Regions from separate parts of the Homo sapiens genome. Here region 1 is linked to region 2. Evidence: chromatin contacts called from ENCODE Hi-C or POLR2A ChIA-PET data. All regions are on one chromosome and are shown on one strand. Each heading gives the region's core, a stretch centred on a gene start or an enhancer-like site at or near the end of the contact. The rest is flanking DNA. Distances are from core to core; before and after follow the strand shown. Region 1 holds the start of DPM1 (dolichyl-phosphate mannosyltransferase subunit 1, catalytic). Region 2 holds the start of CEBPB-AS1 (CEBPB antisense RNA 1).

Evidence for each region. A loop is a pair of places that touch in the nucleus more often than their neighbours do. ChIA-PET counts read pairs that join two places held with the same protein, here RNA polymerase II (POLR2A). Pooled maps may share reads with other maps.
Region 1: a map of CD8-positive, alpha-beta T cell shows a loop between it and region 2 (16-fold over the local background). The contact joins the promoter of DPM1 here to the promoter of CEBPB-AS1 in region 2. A Hi-C loop is called at or near these places in 2 of 168 maps with a recorded cell type or tissue (both CD8-positive, alpha-beta T cell) and 6 of 50 pooled maps. POLR2A ChIA-PET finds 5 or more read pairs at or near these places in 3 of 52 experiments (CD8-positive, alpha-beta memory T cell, WTC11 and activated CD4-positive, alpha-beta T cell).

What each region holds. Positions count from the first base shown.
Region 1 is chr20:50,956,341-50,959,781 of GRCh38, reverse strand. It overlaps DPM1 (dolichyl-phosphate mannosyltransferase subunit 1, catalytic), which reads left to right and starts at 1,250. Exons shown (of 9, transcript NM_003859.3): 1 at 1,250-1,419. The coding sequence starts at 1,259. MOCS3 (molybdenum cofactor synthesis 3) reads right to left here and starts at 964. Exons shown (of 1, transcript NM_014484.5): 1 at 1-964. The coding sequence starts at 939. RefSeq lists enhancers at 181-791, 1,004-1,493.
Region 2 is chr20:50,190,819-50,194,678 of GRCh38, reverse strand. CEBPB-AS1 (CEBPB antisense RNA 1) reads left to right here and starts at 2,610. Exons shown (of 7, transcript NR_125739.1): 1 at 2,610-3,015; 2 at 3,257-3,411. It overlaps CEBPB (CCAAT enhancer binding protein beta), which reads right to left and starts at 3,849. Exons shown (of 1, transcript NM_005194.4): 1 at 2,011-3,849. The coding sequence starts at 3,645. The coding sequence ends at 2,608. RefSeq lists an enhancer at 581-1,142 and silencers at 2,507-2,616, 3,037-3,476, 3,617-3,826, 3,653-3,860.

The DNA.
Region 1 (3,441 bases), core at 1-2,500, 770 kb before region 2:
TTCATAGTCCAGCAGATCAGTCACAGTGGGCCGTTCCCCGCAAGCTGCACAGTCGAGCCTGCGGCTCCGCAGCCGAATAGAGCGGAAATGCCCTCTCAGGGCATCAAAGAGCAACAAGCTGCCACTGTAAGAGGGGCCCAGACCCGCAGCGATTTTCAGCACTTCCAAGGCCTGCAGGCAGCCCAGGACCCCGGTAACGACACCGAGCACCCCGCCGTCCGCGCAGTTGGTCACTGTCTCCGCTGGGGGTGGTTGGGGGAATATGCAGCGATAGCAAGGGCCACCGTCATAATGGTAGACTGTGATTTGGCCCTCGAAGCGCAAGGCACTGGCAGACACGAGGGGCCGACCCGCCAGCACACATGCGTCATTAACCAGGTAGCGAGTGGGCACGTTGTCCGAGCAGTCAGCCACCACATCATATCGGCGGACCAGGTCTAGGGCAGTGGCTGGCGTAAGGGCCTGAGTGTACGGCACGCATTCCACTGCCGAATTGAGGCGGCGCAGCGAGGCGGCGGCCGAAAAGGCCTTGGCCTGGCCAGCCAGTGCCTCGCCATGCAGCACTTGGCGGGCCAGGTTGCTCATCTCTACCACGTCATAGTCCACAAGGCCAAGGCGGCCCACGCCGGCCGCTGCCAAGTACTGCGCTAGTGGACAGCCGAGCCCACCGCAGCCCACGATTAGCACGCACGCGGTCCCCAGGCGCAGCTGTCCGTGCACGCCCAGCTCGGGCAGCACTAGCTGCCGGCTATAGCGCAGAATCTCATCTCGGGACAGAGCGGCCTTCGGCGGCAGCGGCGACACCGGAACCAGCCGTTCTGGCTGCGGTTCCTGCTCAGCCAAAAGAGCCGACGCCAGCTTCTGCTTCAGCGAATTCAATTCCTCCTCACGTTGGGCAACTTCAGCTTGTAAGGCGAGTACCTCCTCCCGGGAAGCCATGGCGACCTCTTCCGGAAGTTGTCGTGAAAGGCATTTCCGCTTCCGTCTTCTGTCTCCTAGCGACTGGGATAAACTAAAAAACTTTATGGAGCTTGGGAAAAGGTGATGAATAGATATTTACTTCCTGAAGAAACCTTCAGATTAAACTTCAAAGATGTATAAATCCAGAATATTTCTAATTGAACCACGCAATGGCCCTAGAAGAACTAGCGATCAATCACACAGGTCATCCCCCGCTTCCGAATTTGGTACGGTCCGACCCGTCCTTTTCCGCGCCACATTACGTAATTCCGCTTCCGGCATCTGGCTCAGTTCCGCCATGGCCTCCTTGGAAGTCAGTCGTAGTCCTCGCAGGTCTCGGCGGGAGCTGGAAGTGCGCAGTCCACGACAGAACAAATATTCGGTGCTTTTACCTACCTACAACGAGCGCGAGAACCTGCCGCTCATCGTGTGGCTGCTGGTGAAAAGCTTCTCCGAGAGGTAGCGCACCAGGTCTCCCTCCCCGAAGAATGAGATGAGCTGGCTTCCCCGGCCCGGGTGTCGGCAGCTGGCTGCGCGAAGCGGCCCTGTCCAGCCTTCTTTGCCTCACACAGGAAGGCCCGGGGAGAGGGCCACCCTGCGAGGGAAGCAGAGGCGGATGCTTGTTGGGTTTTCTTCGTGTCCTGGGTTCTCATTCCTGCCCTTGGGTTTTGTGAGACTCTCATTTATCTTTATTATGTAGTACTCCCGTCCCCCGCCTTTCCGTAGAAAGGTTGGCCACTCTTTTACTTGGAAGCGAGGCTGAAAGCGTGATCCCACTCCTCCCTCTAGGCGGTCAGGATCTGCGGCAAGAGCCGGGAGTCCAAGCGAGAGCTCTCACTCTCCGCTCCGGTGCCGAGTGCTTACATAAGCATGAGGTTTGGTGTGTGTGGGTTAGGGAGCTATTGCTGGGCACGATAACCTTTCTGGAAAGGAGAAAGCAGAAGAGCATCTTCGCTGATCACTGGTGGATGTTTGGTGTGATTGTTAGAACCGGGATGGGGGGTGGGTGGAGTTCGAATTTGGAAGTGTTAATGCAGTGTTTTTAAAAACTGCAAAAAATCCTGGAGTCAGTACGAAGTAACTTGTTTTACGATTGCACAAATGGGATCATGCTGTGAAATCTTTGAAGACTTTTTCTCATATTAACATGTACAAACATAGCAAATTACTTTGGAAGTTAGGTAACATTCCATATGGCTGTGTTATTTATTTAATCAGGTCATGGCAATGAACTGGATTATTTCCAGCGCCTTTTGGTTGTTTCTGTTTTTTGGCTTTTGCTTTGTCGATGAGAACAAGGACTTTGTTCACACCATATTTTCCAGCTAAATTTAGAAAAGTGCTTGACACATAGCGGTGCTCCTTTATTGCATCAGTGTTGGCAGCAGACGCGTTCATACTTTTACTTGTGTACTAGGGATAAATTCTTCGAGGTAGGATTGCTGGGTCGACAGAAATGTGCTTAAAATGGACAGTTACTGCCAAATTGCTCTAAAGAAAAAAAAGGTTGTACAAGTTTGGACTCTCCATTCTTCAGAGTGCCTGTTTCCCTATCAACCAGCCCGCCTGAGCATTAGACTTAACATTGTTGGAAGTACTCATTTGTGAAAACCATTGCTGTTTTGATTGTATTTCCTTGAATAACTGCCTTCATATGCCTTGCCCCTCAGAGTTTTAAAATTTTTATTTTTCCTGTTTAATCTTTTAATTTTGATTTCTATAAGCTCTAAATTAAAGAAAGTAACTATCATACAACCGATCTCGTTCAGGGCTTGTATTCTAATTTTGCAATTTTTTTTTTTGCTGTTTTAATTTTTTTATGTAGTACAATTTATGTTTCCTTTTAATGGTTTGTGAATCAATCTTTTAAGATCAAAATGAAGTTTGATAAAGGAAACAAAACTTTTCAGATGCAATCAAATTACTTGAAGTCAGCCCAGCTTGGTACCTTTGAGCTGCCTCACCCTCAGGTGGTGTAGCTGCTTTGAAGTGGTAGGGGACAGTAATTTGCTTTTAACGACCCCATTTTGTTTATGGAATTTCTCTTTCAGCACGTCTATTAAAATCACCTTACATATTTTGGCATGTAAAGGCACCAGTGCCCAGATTTAAGGCACAGTGGGAAGCCAAAGTCATTGTTCTACTCTTGGAGAATAGATAACACAGGGGTTTGCTTTCTTGTCTTCAAAGTTTGCTGGGGCTGACTTGTTAAAGCCTTTAACAGTGGAATATGTTTTCTGGTTGATTTTCTTGTATTTGTTTCTTTTTTCTTTTTCTTTTTTTTTTTTTTCTTTTGGAGACGGAGTCTTGCTCTGTTGCCCAGGCTGGAGTGCGGTGGCGCCATCTTGGCTCACTGCAGGCCCCGCCTCCCGGGTTCTTTTTAGTAGAGACGGGGTTTCACTGTGTTAGCCAGGATGGTCTCGATATCCTGACCTCGTGATCCGCCTGCCTCGGCCTCCCAAAGTGCTGGGATTACAGGTG
Region 2 (3,860 bases), core at 1,361-3,860:
TAGCACCTTCTGTGGGGTACTGTGGATGAGAGCAAGATGTGAGTGTGTGAAGAACTGACTCAACGCTGGTTCCAGGACAGCACTGGGGAAACAGAAGCGAAGCTGTGGGGCAGACGGGGGCGGAAGAGGGGCACCGTCTGGCCAGGCTGCTTCCCTCTCACCTCATTTGGGTGAGCAGTGGCCACCAGCCAACTCTTGGTGACAAAGGAGGGAGCAGGGATTTGAGATTTGTTCCTCAATTTCGACCCTCTCCACCTCCCTCCTTCCCTAGGTCCAGCCCCTCAGCCTCTGCCTTCAGCAAGTAAATCCTTGAGGTCAAGCCCACATTGCTGTCGCTGCTACTGACAGAAACCATCGAGACCAGTGGGGCTTGGGACTGAACTGACTTCGAGGCTTTGAAGGCATGCCCGGCCAGTTGTCCAGTTGCCCAGGGCTGGGAGGGGACGTGGTCAGGGCCACGCTGCAGGTCCCAGGTTGAAGTGAGGTTATCTGTGTCCAGCAATCTGCATAGCCCTCGAGCCACCATCAGGAGACACTGGCATTAGGGAGGTGGAGCTTATAGGAATCCTCCGCTTTGTGGCGGTGGGGGATGAGTGTCGCTGTCTGTTCCCCACATCCCAGGCTCCCACAGGGAAAGCACAACCAGGCCCCCAAAAGGAAAAGGAGGGGCAAAGCATTTCCCATTCGCGAACCACGGTATCAGCAACTGCTCCTGAGATCCCAGACCGCCCCAGGTCCTTGGCAAACCAGGCTACGATGCCTGCTGCCCCTGAATTCCTCAGGGCAGGGCAACCCCCAACCAGTGTCTTGCCCATAGGGATCGGACAGCCCAAAGCTGCTCCCCACCTCTAAAAACAGGCGTCATAACAATCCCCACCTTCCCAAAGGTTATTGTGAGGTCTAAATGGGATGGGGCAGGTCCAGTGTTTACCAGATGCCGGCCCCTGGCAAGTACTGGCCACACTGGCGCTGCACTGGAGACTGGGGTGCCAAATGCCAGCAGCTTCCCAGCAAAAAATAATAACAAGAGCAAGCGCTTATATAACACTTCTTGCGTGCCAGGCACTGTGGGACGCTGTACATGTATCCACTCACATCCATCTACATCCTCAACTCTCAGGAATGCCATCCAGGGCTGGATGGGAGTAGGGGGTGCGGTGAGAAGCCGGAAGGGGCAAAGGGATCAGTGGGCAGGGAAGAGGAGCCTGTCCCAGGGAATCAGGGCTAGCAGCCCCACGTTTGTGCCTGGGCTCAGCCACCTTGAGCAGGCAGGTGAGGTGGGCTCAGTGTCCAAGTCTGGGCAAAGAGAGCAAGTGATGAGCCTCCCATCCTCAGGAAAGGTAATCAAAGTGTGGGAACCCCTCCCCCACCTCTCTCCACCTGGCCTGGCCTCTCCCCTCCTGCTGGCCAGGGACACACAAACACAGACTCGCCCACACACCCAGGCTCCCCTCTTTAAAATACACATGTATACACAAACTGTGTTTTAAACAACCCACCCCACTACACTGACCAAAAGCATCTGCCCTGACTCGGGCTCAGCAGGACCAAGACCTGAACCCCCTCCTCCTACAGTCACAGGCCTGCCTACCTAGTCCCCAAACACAGGGCAGGGGTCACAGACCTCCCAGCCCTTCCAAACCCAAGCCTGACACTCGGGACCAGCCAGAGGCTCCGGAATCTCTTCTCAAGCAGGGTTCCCAGCCACCCGTCCCGGCGCCTAGGGGCTCTGAGTCAGCCTGAATGCCTGACCCATTACTCTTCTCCCCTTTCCCCCGGGGCTGGAACCCCATCTCAAGCAGACCCTGTGTGTGTGGGAGGGGGAGTAGCAGAGGAGGCAGAAAAACCAGCTGCAACACCCCCACCCAACCACCAAAACCTCCAAAAATAACAGCAGCCCCCCACACACAACCCCCTACACACCAGAAACGCAAAAACAAAATCCTACAAATCCAAAATAAAGTAAAAAAATAAAAAACAAAAGCCAATTACTGCCCCCAAAAGGCTTTGTAACCATTCTCAAAAAAAAGTTTATTAAAAGTGTTCTTAATGCTTGAAACGGAAAAGATTCCCAAAATATACAGACGCCTCTTTTCTCATAGAAATAGATTATTTTTTATAATACAAAAAAAGACCAAAAAACAAAACAAAACAAAACATCAACAGCAACAAGCCCGTAGGAACATCTTTAAGCGATTACTCAGGGCCCGGCTGACAGTTACACGTGGGTTGCGTCAGTCCCGTGTACACACGCGTTCAGCCATGTTTAAACCGATTGCATCAACTTCGAAACCGGCCCGCCCGCCGGCGCCTGGAGAGGGGCAGAGGGAGAAGCAGAGAGTTTATCATTCATCTGTACACATAGACGTTTCTTCTTTAAATAACACCACGGGCGGGAGCCCCATCTGCATGTGCGGTTGGTTTGGACAAAAATATAGATATATATATATAATAAAATATTAAAATTACCGACGGGCTCCCCGCGCTGCCAAGTGCCCCAGTGCCAAAGTTTTGCCGGCGCCGCCGGGGGCGGGGGCGAGGGCGCGGGCGCGGGCGCTCCCCGGAGTCTCAGCCCCGGCCGGCAGGGGGACGCGCGCGGGGGCCGCGCTAGCAGTGGCCGGAGGAGGCGAGCAGGGGCTCGGGCAGCTGCTTGAACAAGTTCCGCAGGGTGCTGAGCTCGCGCGACAGCTGCTCCACCTTCTTCTGCAGCCGCTCGTTCTCGGCCGTGAGCTCCAGGACCTTGTGCTGCGTCTCCAGGTTGCGCATCTTGGCCTTGTCGCGGCTCTTGCGCACGGCGATGTTGTTGCGCTCGCGCCGGATCTTGTACTCGTCGCTGTGCTTGTCCACGGTCTTCTTGGCCTTGCTCTTGACCTGCGAGGGCGCCGGCGCGGCCCCCGCGTAGCAGGCGGTCGGGGGCGCCTTGGCGTCAGCGGGGCTCGGCGTGCCGGGCGGGCTGGACGAGGAGGACGTGGAGAGGCTCCCGCTGCTGCCGCTCGGCACCGCCTGGTAGCCGAGGTAAGCGCGCAGCGCGTACGGGAAGCCCGCCGCCATGCCTGCGCCGCCGCCCGGCGCCCCGGCCTCCTCCTTCCGCTTGCAGTCCGCGGGCTCGAAGCCCGGCTCCGCCTTGAGCTCGGCGGGCGGCGGCGGCGGCGGGGGCGGTGGGTGCAGGGGCGCGAAGCAGCCGGGGTGCAGCGCGCCCTTGGCGGCCCCCAGGCGCCCCAGGCTCACGTAGCCGTACTCGGCCGGCTTCTTGCAGTTCTTGCCCCCGTAGTCGTCGGAGAAGAGGTCGGAGAGGAAGTCGTGGTGCTGCCCGGAGGAGGCGGGCGCGGGGGCGGGCGCGGGCGGAGCCGCCTCGAAGGTGTCCGTGGCCGTGGCGGGCGCCGGGGCCTGCGGCGCGCCCAGCGGCTCCAGGTACGGGCTGAAGTCGATGGCGCGCTCGTGGTCGCCGATGCTGCCCAGCTCGCCGGCGGGGGGGCGCGGCCCGGGTCTGGCCGCGGGGGGCGCCGCGGGGGCCGCCTTGCCGCCGTACGCAGCAGCCAAGCAGTCCGCCTCGTAGTAGAAGTTGGCCACTTCCATGGATTTAAAGGCAGGCGGCGGCGGCGGCAGGGGGAGACATGCTGGGTCCCAGGCCACCAGGCGTTGCATGAACGCGGGTGCCCGGGGAGGGGGCCTGGGGCTGCCCGCTCCGGCCGGCCCGCAGGTGGCGCGGCCTCCCTGCTCTGAGCTGTCGCCGCTGCGTCGCTGCTGCTGCTGCCGCCGCTGCCGGGGTGGCCGCTATTAGTGAGGGGGCTGGTGGCTGGACCCTCGGGTGGGTCCCCTTCCCAGTCCCGTGCGCGGCTCTGACTCGCTAAAGTTTCTCC